2 separate regions of the Mus musculus genome follow, and region 2 is linked to region 1. The links are chromatin loops, found by intact Hi-C in ENCODE. Cell type or tissue: heart. All regions are shown on one strand.

Region 1 (8,000 bases):
CCTCAGCTTCCTTCCTGATTCGAATAGATTCATCCCTCTTGAGCTGAATTGTAGTGAGATTACAGAGGACAGGAAAAAAAAAAAAAAACCACACACACACAGTTACCATTTTTCAGTCTGAACTTCTGGAACACAAAATTATGATGAAAGGCAAATTACAGTATTGTTTGTGTTATCCCTCACCATGATTATAGGTTGTTACTTTAAGCCACTTAGATCTCAGAAAATGGCCAGGCTGCACCTCCTGTCTGAGAAATCTTAGTGTTCCTTCATGGGTATCTATCTATCTATCTATCTATCTATCTATCTATCTATCTATCTTTTATCTATCTTGCTTACTTTCTCTCTTTCTCTGTCTCTCTCTGTGTGTGTGTGTGTGTGTGTGTGTGCACGTGTGTATGTGTGTGTGTGTGTGTGTGTGTGTGTTTATCCATGCACACAGGACAAAAGAGGTAAACAATTATTCTTTATTATAAAACTCATAGGACTTATTGTAAAAACACTGGTTATCTTAAATCATTTTTGTACTACTTGCAATCACTATTTTGGGAATGAAAACATAGTAACCTTAAACTATAGTTAATATGTAACTAATAGTAACTAATAGTAAACTATAGTTAATAGTAACTAATGTGAAGGTCTGACTGCCTTTAATCAAAGGTCATGCATAGCACACATGGCTAGGGTAAGAATTCTAGATATTCTCCTCTCTACTTCTCACTGTCTAGCAATTTTCTTATTTTGAGAATTACATTTTGCAATTGATTTACAGGCTTTATATTTTGAGTCACAGTGTTATTTCATGGTCACACAGAAATGTTGGTGCCGAAACTTGTTGACGAAATGAAACTAGGAGAAATAGATTCTGACCTTTTGCTGGTATTTAGAACGCATCTGTTGCAGCTGTTGTTTCTGTCTGACTTCAGCCTCAGACTGGCTTCCACCTGGTGAAAATAAATAATAAATAAATAAATAAGTAAATAAGCCACAAAGGTAAAACAGAAATATTAAGCTGCAAGGCCAGCTGTTGAGTACTAGTTAACTAGTTAACTGCATGGGAACCCAGCAGTGTGACTTGAGTTTTTTATACACCTGGACATTGGAATATAGCCGGTCATCTTCAAAAGTTGTCTAAGAGTGGTGGTCACTTTAAAAGCTAACTGATGGGTGGGAAGATGAAACTTTGTTCTTTAAAGACACTAGGGCTTTCCATCATAAACATTAAAGTCTTCACCTAGCTTGAAACCATGCCTGAAGGACCACACTAGACATTAAGCGATTCTGTCTTGGCTAAGAATTCTGGAACATTCCTCCTGCATAAGAAAGAACCTTTCAGATTTTCGGCACAGCAGATGTACGTAATCTTTATTACCCACTCATTTCCCCCAATATTTTTAGTAGTTCTTTGAGCGTTTTGTACAGTGTGTTGATCATATTCATCTCCCTTCCCCCAACTCCTCTCAGATCCATCCCCTCTTCCCTACCTGCCCAACTGTGCATCCTGCTTATTTTTTAAATTCTTCAAGACCAATTGTGCTGCCCAAACATTCTTGTTTGTGTGGTCTTCCCCTGGAGAACAGTCAATTTATCAGTGACTACATGCTCAGAGAAAACTCTAAGTTTCCCACAAGTCTGTGGCCGATGGGTCCTCAGAAGGGTTGGGGGTGGCACAGAATTGGGTTAAAGGCTAGCCTGGCTAGTGAGACCTTCACTCTGAAAAGAAAGTGGCTGTCTCATGGATGGTTTGTCTTCCTGAGTCAGAAGAGAAGGGATACACTGCTGCTGTTGACTGCAGTTCTAACAAGGATCTCATGAAAGAATATACATCTAAAGTCATCCTGGAGGTGACCAATTCTGGCCAGTACCTAGGACTGATCGCTAGTCACTGGGATGAAACTGTCTCAAAACACAAAGAGGAAAAAAATCTCTTACTTTGGGCTGGTGAGATGGCTCAGTGGGTAAGAGCACCCGACTGCTCTTCCAGAGGTCCGGAGTTCAAATCCCAGCAACCACATGGTGGCTCACAACCATCTGTAACAAGATCTGATGCCCTCTTCTGGAGTGTCTGAAGTGTACTTACATATAATAAATAAATAAATCTTTAAAAAAAAAATCTCTTACTTTACCTCAAAACCATGTGGAAGGTGAAACACTTGAGAGGACCTATTAAAGAGAAGAGGTTTGGGGGCTAGAGATGGCTCAGCGGTTAAGAGTACTGACTGTTCTTTCAGAGATCCTGAATTCAATTCCCAGCAACCACATTGTGGCTCACAACTATCTGTAATGGGATCCAATGCCCTCTTCTGGTGTGTCTGAAGACAGGGACAGTGCACTCACATACATAAAATAAATAAATCTTTAAAAAAATGATAAAAGATTTTTTAAAAAGAAGAAGGAGGAGGAAGAGAAGAGGAGGAGGAGAAGAGGAGGAGGAGAAGAGGAGGAGGAGGAGGAGGAAGAGGAGGAGGAGGAGGAGGAGGAGGAGGAGGACGTTTAGACTATATTCCTCAAGTCTCAAATTCCTCAAGTTTATTTGGCTAAAGGTGAAATGTGTGGAGTTACATATATAGTTCTATATCTTTCATTCATTAAGAGATTTCCAAATTAGTTTCTTCCCTTGCCCACCCCCTCCACCTTTATCTCTAAGACTATTGTGGTGGTATGTGGCTTCTAACCCAAGGCATCTTTGTGGTAACTGGAACTGTGCCAAGCCTCTATGTGTTAAGCTGCAGCTGACTCTGAAGTCAAGATAGGACGTAAATGACTCCCACTGAGGGATGGGGGTATGGGTATCCCCTCTAAAGGCCTGAAACCCCACACAGGAGACCCAGACATTCCATCACCCTGGCAGCACCTGCTCTGCCAACTCAAATGTCCCCCAGCCCTAGCATGAAAACCCAGGAGACATCCATCTTTATACCCACTGCTGGGTCCCCAGCTTACTCCCATTCTATGTTCCCAATGGACTCTCCGTTCAGTTTTGTCACATTAGCATCTAACTGCCAGGATGGATATGCTGTGGTGGCTTTCCCTTGCATCCTGGAAGTGCTGTGACTGGGCATATGCAGCGCCCCAGGTAAGCTCTCTTCAGAGCTGATCATCTAAGAGGCTCTAAATTATTTGCCAATTAAGCCATCACTTTATTCCCACACAACTGTGGCAGATGCATTTGCTCCTTACATAAAACCAGAGACAGCAATCTACCTGCACATTTGAATGTTTCCTATCAGATGAATTCCGTCTCCGGCAGAAATACCATAGAGCAAGCCTTCGCATGTGAAGGAAAGCAGACCCAGCCTGTCTCAGTAGGATCTGCCAGTGACCCTGCCTACCCGCTCTGGCTTTCCATCTGCCACTCACCCAGCCGTTGTGGCACCAAGTAGACTGGTTTTGCCCTGTTCTGTTGCTTCCATCTCTCCAGGTCTGCCAGTTCTTGCTCAGCAACTAACCAGGAGAGAAATAGCAAGTTGTTGATTGTTTGAAAAGAAACCTGGTCATTGCAGCATCAAAACACACAGCAGACAGCAGATAGTGAGTTTTCCGGAATGAGACAGAAAAAAATGACCATGAAAAGCTGATACCTCCCAGCCCTCCCGGACCCCCAAGTCATGCAGGGCCCACCCCTGGCAGCTCCTAAGTGTCCTCACAGAAGGTACAAATTTGAACAACAGCTAAACTCCTACTAACACAAAGAAATATAGTTTTCCCTCCAACACTGACATTCTTAAAACCTCATGAATTATTTCGAAAGGTTTTCTATAACAAATGTGTACAAAAACTAGAATATTCATATGTCAATAAGATCCGGGTAAATATACATCCCCAAAGAATTGTGATGCCTATATTTGCTTTATTTTTAACATTTCTCAAGCTGGCTGTTATCTCTGAGGAGGGAGGCTCTGCCCTGTGCGTTGGCACCCTGCTTTGGGTCTTGGTATTCTTTATTGTCCAAATATTCAGACAGCAGGGGGCGCCTGGGAGACTTAGTTCTGTTGCTATATAACCTAATCTCCCGGTTTAGTTCCCCTTAGAAACTTGAACTCGAAGCCTGTAAGATGTTGGAACCTTGGGGTTCTGTTGGCTAAATGTCTGCAGTCCCCACAATCACTGAAGACCACTGTCATATGCTATACTGACTCACCGGACCACCCTGATTGATTCTTGTCCATGTGGTCTCTTCGGATAACTACTTTCCTGGCTGGGCCGTTATGGCCTTATTGGTTACTGAATTCCTTACCAATACCCTAAGAAGGGAGAGCACAGAATCCTGGAGCTGGAAACATGGCTGACGTGGGCAGTCACACAGTGTCCTGGTGAACCATGTGAACATTATCTCCCCTTGCAACTACAAATAGTGCGACAGTGTCAGAGGGCAGCATTTGTTAGTTCTGTGCCTCAGTTAAACCTGCTACTCATGCTCTAAGTACAAGGAGTACAGCCAAAGATTGGGGGGGGGGGGAGTGATTATACACACTGTATAAGGTAAGATTGTAGAGGGCAGATTGACAGATACAGAAGGATAAGAATACAGAGGCAGAAAAAGTCTATTAAGGAGGGATGGAACATATATTTTAAAAAAAGGTACAAATTCCCTCATAATCTTTTTGACATATAGCATGTCGTTTCAAAGGTATTCACAGCACCATTAAAATATCACCACCAACTTATTTAGTATATCAGGGACAAGATCCAAACAATAACAATAGGTGTGAAGTTGTTTAAACCCAAGAAAAATCCAAAGCTCATAGTCACTCATTACCATGAGCTCTGTTACTAATGTAGAGAAACGAATTTAGAAGTGCTAACAATAGAATAATTTTTACAAGTGCAATTAAAACTCTAAGTTTTTTTTAAGACCTTGGTAAGATTCTGTGAGTCTCTATAAATAAGAAAATAAAAATACTTTAAAAAATTATAAAGAGGAGAAGCATTCTGAGTGTCGGGTGAAAGTGCGTGCCATACTTCTCTGTATCTTCTGCCTTCTGCTCTCGTTTGGTGCTATCAGGGTGTATGTGCCTGCGCTGGAAAGAAGGGAAAACAGTGGTTATCATCATGACAGCTTCCTAAGGAATCTAAACCACCAGACCATCTTCCTTCTGATACCATTAGAAGACAGCCTTTAAGACCTTGCTCTGTTCTCTGCTACCTTCCAATCTAGTTGAAAGACACAAAGCAATGGGCCAGAGGACTAGTTCCTGCTGGTCTCCATCACCACTGGTTTGGGGGAGACTGCCCTTGTAGGGCGTCTCTCCTCTAGGTGGTGCTTGTGAGTCAATCCCAGTAAGGCTCATTTTCTCTTGTAGGCCCACCTTAGGAGAAAAAGAAACCCTGGGGCATCTGGTGTGTTTTCTGTTCATACAAACAAGAGTCCAAGTTATTCGCCATGCAGCCACGTCTTCTTTGTGACCCATATGACTAGCCTACTAGTCTTATAAGCCTTGATTCCCTCCCCTATATCCTGGGGACACAGGCTGAACATTATTTAAATCAGGAGCCCAGGGAAGTGAACATGGGAATCAAGGAAGAATTTCTTTCTGTCAGTTTTATCTTTGTTCTTTCTTTAGCAGGTGCAGTCCAAACATATGTGTGTATACTTGTGTGCACTTGTCTGTGTGTGAGTGTGTAAGGAGCTGAGGTCGACACTGTGCACCTTCTGTTTCTGGACACATTATTATTATTATCATTATTATTGAGATGGGATGTCTCTCTGAAGCTGGAGTCCTATTTTGACTAGACTGGCTGACCAGAGGGCCCCCATCTTTGCTCCTTCCACATCCCTCTCTTGCATCTCTGGGGTTAGAGACATACCAGTCCATACTGGACTTTTTCCCTGGCTGCTGGGACTCCAAAGTCAGGTTTTCATGTGTGCACAGCAAGCACCTTGCCCACTGAGCCATCTCCCCAGACCCTTTTTGGTAAGCAAAAATATTCCACACTTAGATACCAGGAATACTGAGCTACCTAAAACACAGTGAACCTTTAAGGGCAGAGGTGGACTTCTTTGGTATGTATTCCAGATCTATGGCGTGGTACCTGGCTCACAGTGGCTGCCTGATAAAGTACACTGTCATAGATCCCAGCTGTGAGCCTGTGCTGGAATGGCTCTTTTTTTGAGCCAATGCACGTGGTTCCACCAGAGCACGGATACTTCGTAAAGCAAAAATATAGTACAGCAGTAGACTGCAGCATACATACGGGTACAGTTTGGGAGAAAATGCTGTGGATAAATGTAACCAGCTTGTAAATATATGGTTAAAAGAAAAACCCTAGATACTCTTAGAAGTCTCTCCTCCACCTGGGAAGTCACCATTTCTAAGGGCAAATTAGCAAAGACAGAACAGTCGAGGCCAAAAGTGCTGATTAACCGAAGCCATTTTTCCTTATCTCATTATTTTCCGTGCTGTGAGCCTTCAGCCAGTGAGCTTCATCCTGGACTTTAATTTTAGACTTGTAATGTGAGGTGTGCGACCACCTTTGCATGCAAATGGGGCTGCTGGGTACCCAATTACCTAATATGTATCAGCAGATGGTGCATGGGTAGCCTAGCTCGCATACAACGTTATGAATACGGAATTAGGAGGCCGCCACTGGAAATTAATCCCTTATCTGTTGCATGGTCTTTGATCACCCTGAGAAAGACTGTTTCACTCCTCCACTGCCACTACTTTATAGGCGCTGGGGGTGCTGCAATCCTGTGAGTAGTATCTGGGTACTTCAACAGGATGCAATGGTGAGCCATTCTACGGAGCCCTAAAGCTGAAACGCGAGGCACTGGATTTAAAGGCCAACTGTGAAATTGCTGCGCCATTCTCAGTGCTGAGGCTGTGATGCGGAGTCTAGGCCGGGGATTTGCCAACGCTGCACATCAGCAACTTTTAACCTTTACCGTGCATGGGAATCACCTGGAGGGCTCGTTGGCAGGCTTGTTAAAGGGCAGAGTTTCTGATTCAGTGACTCTTGGGTGAGGCTCAATAACAGGCATTTTTTAAAAAGATCAGTTCCGGGTTGCTGTTTGCAGAGGTTAATGTTCATCGTCATCTTTGCTGGATTTAAAATCTCCTAGGAGAAACGCCTCTGGACCGTTCTGCCGGGGCTTTTCCCGGAGGGTTGACTAAAGAGGGGTGACCCACCCTGAATGTGGATGGAATAAAAAGGGGGAGGAAGAAAGTATGCAGAGAGCCAGCGATCCTCTCTCTGCTCCCCAACTGCAGACTCAGTGTGGCCGTCTGCCTCCCACCAACCCTTCCTCTTTTAGTTTTATCTCGACAGCAACCGGGAAAGTGATGAGCATAGCGCTGCCCGAGGTTCCACACTTAAAAGAACCACTCCTGTAGAATAGTTACACCTTCTGTGCTTCCGATATGGCTTGTCCCCATCCATGTTGACCCATGTTGAAGCTTAATCCCCATTGCATTGGTGTTTAGAGCGAGTAAGGCCTTTGAGAGAAGTCATTGACCATGGGGCCACTGCTCTTACAATGGACTAATGGATTAATGCCATTCTCACAGAAGTGGGTTGAGCATTACGGGACTGGATTAGGAAAGAGTATTAAGTATTGCTGGAACTCTGGGCTAGTCACCTGCTTGACCTTCTGCACATACCTGCTACCCCCTTCTGCCTCACCACCTTGCACAGCCAAAGGTGTATATGTGCTAATACCATCCTCTTGAGACTTTCTGGCCATCAAGTTTGTGAACCAAATGAATCTCTCTTTTTAAAATGCATTACCCTTCTTAGGTATCTTGTTATACCAACACGTAAGCACCAAGAAACTGTCTTGGGATATTTTTGATGAGAAGATGGCCAAGGTCATGTGTAGTGGTGTACACCATTAACCCCAGCACTTGAGAGGTAGAGGCAGCTGATCTCTGTGAATCTGAGACCAGCCTGGTCTATATAATGAGTTCCAGACCAGCCGGGCTACATAGAGAAATGCTATCTCAAAAATAAAATATAAAGCTGGGCAGTGGTGGCGCACGCCTTTAATTCCAGCACTTGGG
Region 2 (8,000 bases), 450 kb after region 1:
GGTGTATAAATTACAGGCTTACGAAATAGAAATGACTCCATATCCCATCCAAAAAAAAAAAATCACTAAAGTCTATAATGCAAGCTTGTGTTCCTATCATTTGCAAATTGTTTCTGGTAGTTATAATCACCAAGGAATTGTCTGTTGACTAGAGGCTCAGTGAACATACTAGAAATTATGTTGTACTCAACTTCAATTTATGTGTGTCTTTTTTTTTTTTACAATGGTTTAATGTTTCCTCAATTCAGTATTCTATTCAGGATTTTTTTAAAAAAAGAATTATCACAGTTGCACCCATTGTTCAATCAAACACGATGCCAGTCATAAGACACACACAGAGGAAGATGTTGAGAATGAAGCAGGGTGACCTCCAGCGTGATTACCACTTGGGGGTGACTGCTCCACGCTCCAGGCTAGGGTGAGCAGCCTGCTTCTGAGCGGGTTTTAATTTTTAATGCAGTGGAACTGGCTTGATGAAGCTTTCGCACCCCGAGGCCTGCCCCATCACCTGCCTGCCCCAGGGCAGGACTATGGATCCGATGCTCATGGTCAGCAACATGGGATGAGGCTGTGTGTGTTGCCATCCCAGGGACCAGTCATCAGAGTAGAGTGACATCTGATAATGAGGTGGTGTGTTCCCCTTAGATATATTATTATTATTATTATTATTATTATTATTATTATTTATTTTTTTTGGATGAGAAGCGATGGACAAGTAAGGGCATTTTAAAAGATAGAAAATGAGGAGGAATATTTATGTTTAAAATAAATTTCTAATAAATAAACAACAGCATTACTTCTTAATTAAAATTGAGTGAGGTATGTTTATTGGTCCAAATGAGATGCTTATGATACAAATCCTTAGGCGTGAGAGAAAGATCTTTGGGGAAATCAAAATGCCAATGTAAGGAATGAACTGAACCAAATGGGACCTCAGAACCTCTGCCCTTGGGGCGAAGGCAAGCCGAGAAGCCAGAGTCTGATTAAGTCTCAGGCTCTTCCCAGACCTCAGATTAGCTGGGTATTAGCACAAGCTGGGTCTCAGCTGTCCGTGAAAATTAAAACACATTTCAAAAGCTGCATTTGAATTTTGAAGACACTCACATATTTCTAGGCCTGTCTACTGCAAAAGGTCAACACTACAGTTTATGCATGGAAGAACCTAGTCTAAAAGTACTAGGGTTGCCACATGATGTACGTTGAGGGCGCATTATAGACACAATTCCGTAGTCAGGAATACTGTCTTTCGCTGAGTGTATTGCTAAAGGAACTTCATGCACTCATTAACGCCAGGGAGAAGAAGCAATGGCGACCTGGCATTCTGTCTGGATAAAGTGGTACACTCAAGGACTGACATGCGCCTTGTAAACAAAATCCCAACCCCTACACAACCTGTGTCTCTCTGTAAGCCTCTCTTAGTCACTCTAGGTAAGGGGGAAAGCAGATATATTTAAATAAAGGCCATATAAAGTTTCCTGTCCATATAGAATATTTTTGGGTTTTTTGGACAGTATGTCTCTGAGATTTGTGTCTGATACTTTTTTTTTTTTGTAGTTCTTGAATGTCCATAACATTCTCACTAGTGCTAAGCTCTTGCAAGTCAAAGGTGTAACATGTGGGTTCCTTCAAGTAAGATTTGTGGTAAAATCAATAAATGTTTATATGAGTGATTTTATTATTAACTATACCAGAAATAATATATAATACATTGAAATTTCATGACAATAAGAAGAGTTATTATTTTTAGAGAGCTGATAATACCTGTTGTATAAAGTTAACATCTTCTTAGGAATATATCCAGCCTTGTAAACGTACTTCACAAATCCATGATACTCATGTCAAGAAAATTTTGGCTGGAATATAGACATGCCTTTATCATTTTGAGAAAATTCTTCTCTACAAAAGGCAAATTTTCTGATAACTTTTTCACTTACAGAAGAAAACAAGGTGGCTTTTAGTACATTTTAATACATGTTTGGTTCTAGATATCAAATTCACACATTTACCTCTTTCACATAAAGCAAAGTAAAACTGTGATAAAACAATTCTTCCCTGCTCAAATGTATTATACATATGGAAATATATCCCTAGTTTTATATTATATTTTCATATTAAAAATAAGCACGTAAAACTTTAAGTCTTCAGGAATTTTCAGAAGACACTTTTACTGACGTGCCTTCTGGAAGCGCAGGGCCTTTATAATTAAAAGAACCGATGCTGACACAATTCAGCTCAGCCCAGCAGTATGTATAGAACTCCCAGCTCCAGCCTCCACTAGGCGCTGTGCAGATGGAGTGAGATGAACCAGGCGCCGACCACTTCCCCTGTGCACGCATTGGGCAGGTGTATAAAACTGGCTGTAACATCCTGGAGATACATGCTATCTCCTGGTGCTGCGAATAAGCCTCTCTCCACACACAGGAAACAGAGTGAGATATGACAAAGGAAGGGTAGGAACTCCGCAGAAGGGACACGTGAACCCAGTCTTAAAGGACGGATGGGATTAAGCCATGAGATCTGTCATCTCTGTCATCAGTGGAGAGAGAAGGACAGGAAGAAATTTGGGGCTCTCCGGCCAGCCAGTGCAGCTGAATGGTGAGCTCTGGGTTCAGGGAGAGAACCTGCCTCAAAAGAGAAGTAGTGAGTAGAGAACGGAAGTAGACGCATGACATCAACCTCCAGTCTCAACACACATGTGCACACATGTGTCACTTATGAACAGACACACACAACACACACACACATGCCCACAAAGCGTTTTACTTCTTTGGAAATGTTTAGGTTTGTGTTGCTTAACCACAGGCAAAACTCTCTGGCCAGATGAATTCTTTCTGCCCACTCTGTTCAGCTGCAGCAACTTGGGACATTTAGGAAACCTGGGGTGAAGGATCAAAGGACAGAGATCCTCTATGCTGTCAAAACAGAAATTGAAGGGAACATGGGCCCAGGCAGGGTGCCTGTGAGTCAGGAGGGCTAGCTACTTTTGTACCAAGAAGGGCATGATGCAACCACATCTTTCCTCGGTCTTTTTAAGAAGTCACACGTGCTGCGGGAAGGGGAGGGAGGAGGTCCACAGAGGCAATCAGCTCTAGGAACCTCAAAGGCTGCAACCATTATCTGGATCTTCTAGCAGAAGGAGAAGGAAACTGCAGTCTTCGTTCAGCACCTTAATCACTACACTTATGTGTGGGCATGAAGTCTGGCTGCCGACCTCACGCATCCTGTATCCTGACCCTCTCCTGTCAGAGACCAGGGAGGATGAGGCGTTCCATCTGGAGAGAGAATGGTCGAGGGGTGGGGGGAGAGGCCTTTGCTTTCTCTGGAGATCTAGACAAAGGCAGGGTTGACAGTGGCCCTGGGGTCTTCCTGCTCTATCGAAGATGGATGCAGTCTGGATCATGTGGGTATTTACTTCCCTCATACAACCGACATTAGGAGAAGCTGTAGGAGGAATGGACTGAGACCCTTGCAGAAAGCAATCCATTCCTGTTGAATGCAGGAGTCTGGCTTTGGCAAGCAGCCCCATGTCTCGAGAATACACCAGCACCAGTCAGCTGTAAGCCATGTAGTGGCGCCCAGAAGCGTCCTGACAGTGAGTCAATAACGCAATGCTCTTTATGAGTAACATAAGGCAATTTGTTTAGAATATTTATTTATTTATTTATTTATCTATTTGGGTAGCTGATGGTAATACTAAGAAAAATAAAAGGAAGGCAAATGAAAATCACTTGAGGGTATGTGATTTTCAAAGTGCAATATGAAACTGTGTTTAGGTCATCTTCATACAAAATATAAAGTATCATTCTTAAAGACAGTCACAGCAATCAATGGCTTTAATTAAACTAAAAACCATGTACAGATAGAGAAATGTTTGGCCCAGGCTATGCATCCTGACAGTCCTCCTCTGAGGTAAATTTTCACAATGGATATTTCAATTAAGACAGTGATATTTATTGAAAGGTAAAGCATAAATGCATAGCCACTTGGAACATTATTGAACAAATGTAATTTATGTTGCTGTTGGTGCGCTGAGTTTTAACACTGCTTTGATTTTATCAGCATTTGTCAATTAATCAACGTGAGCCTTGTAAAACATGGTCTCCTATTAGTGGGAACAGGCCATTGCTTGAAGACATTGAAGGAAAGGTCATTTAATAATTTGCTAATTGTGCGAAGATGGATTTAAATTTTCTAAAAGGTACGATTCTCATTACTATTGTAACTAAGTAGGCCTCAAGCTGAACTTAACCCCGCCAGTTTAAACGTTAAACGTTGTCAATGCATCTCTGTTTCTTCTTTTATTCTTCTTAAACACAAGAGAAAGAAAGAAATTAATATAAATAAATCTAACTTCAGGATTTTAAGATTTATTTTGAGAGCCTCTCTCGCCATCTTTCCCAGCTCGGAGTTAAGAGGCTTCAGGCTGTGAAAATAAACAACGAACTCAATTTCATCAGGTAGAAGGGGGAGAAGACTGGAAGAAAGAGCAGAAGAGACAGGAAAGGCACAGCCCCAGAAGGCCACACAGTGGCAGGAGTTTACTGTTTTTGTACTAGTCCCCTGGTTCATTCTGCCTTCCTTTCGATGTGAGGCGAGCCCCCACCACCACCACACACTGCTGCCCTTCCCCTCCCACCCCCTGTTTGTTCTCAGTACAGTGAGAGAGCAGCAGAGTCAAGCCCTCTCTTCGGATAACCCATACATCAACACAGTTGTCAACTCTCCTGGCAGCAGAGAAAAGCATTTTAATTTGGATCCTGTCTCCACCTATGTACGAGCAGTCATCCACAGGACAGGACTGAGTTTCAAATGGGTGACGTACCTTGGAGAGCAGTCTCCACAACAGTGTCTGCAGGGCTGAACCGGGAGACCCGCACCATCTTCCGAGTTTAAGTGTCACTTAAGATGCTATGGCTTATTTTAAGGCACAGCTAGAGAAGGGATTTCGAGCAGAGACAAGGTCTGCTGATTGGAGATGGGGTCTTGCTGGATCCAGGCTCCACACAGTGCTTGCTTAGAGTCCCTTTTATAAGAGTTGCAAGGCCCAGGTTGTTCTGTGCCTGCTCAAACTGGCTCATCTGCCCTTCCCATTCCATTCTGTTCACGGTTCCAAATAAGTCACTATTTCGGGCTCATTTTCCTAAGCACATGCAAACACCCCTTTCCAGGGCCAGGCTCCCTTGGGCAAATTAGGTCTCTTGGAAAAGGGTCAAGGAACCATCAAACAAAACACTTCAAGGAACAAGGCCCTGGTTTCGGGTGACATTGTTGGACACGCAGGCAAACAAGTTATTTGTAGACTCTGGTTGGCAGTAGTGTTCTGTTGTGCACAATATGGCCAGGGATTGGAGCTGACTCTTGATTATGATCATGACAAATGAAGTTATTTTATTAAATAAAAATTATTCTGATGGTTACAAGACAATTCACGGAATTTTTCCTCTTCTAGTTGCAGTCCTAACACAAACTGCCAACCAAATTCTACTGTCTTAATAAAATTATCATAAAAGAACTTGATTGCTTGGAGCAAACATGGAATCTTTCTGAGAGGGGTGCTCCCCCGACCCCATCATGGGATCTCAGAGATAAAGCTTAGTTTATATTCTTTGAACGTCTGCTAGCATTAGCCTCTACTTTGACAAGCTCACTTCCACCCACTCAGATTCTCCTAAGAACAGGAGCGAGGAGGGACGTACAAAGGTAGAAGCAGAGGCTGCTCACATATAACAGCTGTTCCCCGGAAGGACGTGTTTCTAGCTGAAGTACACACATCATATTGAGAAACTACAGGGGAAAGAAATGGGTATATTTGTTTCCCTGACATTTGTCGACTACGGCAAATAAGTTTGTGTGCTTTGAGTCAAATGGTTCCTTTGTCTTTGAGGGCTGGGCCATTTACAAGAGTAGGTCTGCAGCTTTCAAAGCTTGCTAAGAGGACCACTGGCACTCAGCACATCCTTGGCACATTAGGCAGATTTACAACCTTGTCCGTGGCTATCCTTGATCATCTTCATTGAAAGCTAGTGTAGACTGATGAGGAAGCTTATCGTTCTCCTAGAGTTTCAGCTGGTTGCTTGCACCCTGCGAGGATACCCAGCTCTGCTGGCCTTCCTCACTGCTCTAAATGACCCAAGAAGTAGCCATTAAAAAAAAGCTTGAAAGGGTGGCTTTATTGTAACATGTCTGTGATTATGGGACTTATTCCTATATGGTGAAGCTCACAGCTCAGCAAATGACAGCCATGATAATGATAGCATGCTACAGTACCCAACATGAGTGTTGGGGGCTTCTTCCAGGCTAAGTATAGGCACATGGGGAGGTGCCAGGCTGGTCAGGAGTCAGAGGGAGTGAGCTGAAGGTGTTCTCCCTGGGATGGAAGAGCTAAGTGGAGGAGGAGACAGGCTTGGGATTGGCTGTTGAGGATTTCAGCGGCAATGAAGTTCAGGTGTGCTGTCTACAGGGATTAGGGTGGGAGAGTCTCCAGGCTGTAGGAAAATGAGGGAAAGAGGGAGCTGGGGTAAGGATTGGCGTTATCTAGACAGGCGTTATCTGCTCTGCAAAGTAGAACTCAGAGAGTTATTTACAATCCCTAGCAATGAGCAGAGCCTGGGAGGACTTGTCCCTACTCAGGTCAACAAGGTTGTAAGATATAAAAATGCAAAACATAGACAAAAACTAAAAAAAAAAAAAAAAAAAAAGACATAAGATTTACAAACTTCTTAAAGCTCTATAGGTAGAAAATGGTATTCAGACCCTCCTGTGCTTAAGAATGGCTTGGGCCCTGTGTATAGGACAGAGGCTGATCCAACACATTAGAGGGTCAAGACTTTGTAGCCCTAATAAACTTCCCGGTGATACTGGGGCCACACATTGAGTAAATAGTGATTAGAGGAATCTCCATTCTGGTGACCTTCTTCTGCAGGGAGAGAATCTGATGTTCAAGCCCTGCCTTGAGCCAACCACTGAGAGGCACCAAGCACACATCTGGGCCTGTTCTTCAATTACTATCTTTGTGCATAGGAAATTTTATCCCAATTTTACACCGAAGAGAATGGAGACACAAGACCTATCCTGTGTCACCCAGTGAAAGGTTGGACAAACGTACCTGGCTTGGAAAAATGTATCTGTCCTAAAACCCATGTTTAATTCCTGCCCAGGCTAGACACAGATGACATTGGTTATTCAGATGAGAAATAGGCTCTATTCTAAAGAAGGCATCAAGTTTGTGGGTCTGAATAGCAGCCCACTTGCAACCTGACTTCTGGGAAAGAAGAGGAATTAAGAAGTGTAGTCATTATTTTAAAAATCACAAAAATGATGTTGATTATATCCCTGGTAAAGTTTGTTACAGCCACTTATAAAACATTTTTAAAGGAACCCTGTTAAACGCATGTTTTATTTTTAAAAAAGGGGTATGCGGGAGCTAGAGAAACGGCTCCATGGGTAAAGTGCTTAGGGATCATGCGTGAGGGCCTGAGTTTGAATCCCTACAAATGAAGTCATGTAATACCAGGCATGGCAGTGTATATCTGAAATAATCTTACTGCTTCTCTGGTGACATGGGAAGCAGAGCTGAGAGAATCCCCAGAAAGCTGTGGGCCAGGGAGGCTGCATACGCCAGTGAATAACAATTGATCCTGGCTCAAACAAGGTGAAAGGTAGGACCAGAAACTTAAGGCTGTCCTCTGACCCCCACTTGTGTGCCATGGTATATATAAGACCACGTACACAGGCATGAATGTACATGCACGAATAAAAAGGGATTAATATCCTTTGTAAGATACATACAATAAAATACTAGACCTTTTCTGGCATGTCATGGTCTCAGAGACAATTTCCTTAGACTTGTCTGGCCTTCCAAAACTGGCCTACACAAAGAAACTGTCTTCACGCAAATTACTTGAGCCTGTCCTTCCAAAAACCAGAAAGAAAAGCAGTTAAGAGGCAAAATCCTTTATTATCTTGCTTTCCATTGAAGAGAAGAAATCACAGACAAGCAA

The links. Peaks named below come from ENCODE experiments on the same cell type or tissue, not always from the same donor. Only the 100,000 strongest peaks of a DNase experiment are listed, where the experiment ranks them.
Region 2: a loop joins it to region 1, with 2.3 times the contacts of the local background. A loop is called at or near these places in 2 of 42 quality-filtered maps.

The regions. Positions count from the first base shown.
Region 1 is chr14:77,924,191-77,932,190 of GRCm38, reverse strand. It overlaps Epsti1 (epithelial stromal interaction 1 (breast)), which reads right to left. Exons shown (of 12, transcript NM_029495.2): 2 at 4,963-5,021; 3 at 3,361-3,444; 4 at 871-944; 5 at 1-43. Among named protein-coding and RNA genes, the nearest start is that of Epsti1, 24 kb to the right of the region's middle. In heart, CTCF peaks have their summits at 3,952 (motif pointing right) and 5,252; a DNase peak (open chromatin) is centred at 4,070.
Region 2 is chr14:77,470,874-77,478,873 of GRCm38, reverse strand. The region is part of intron 5 of Enox1 (ecto-NOX disulfide-thiol exchanger 1); the gene reads right to left. Among named protein-coding and RNA genes, the nearest start is that of Gm6994, 32 kb to the left of the region's middle. In heart, no CTCF peak of the experiment used is centred here; no DNase peak of the experiment used is centred here; H3K27ac peaks cover 725 bases.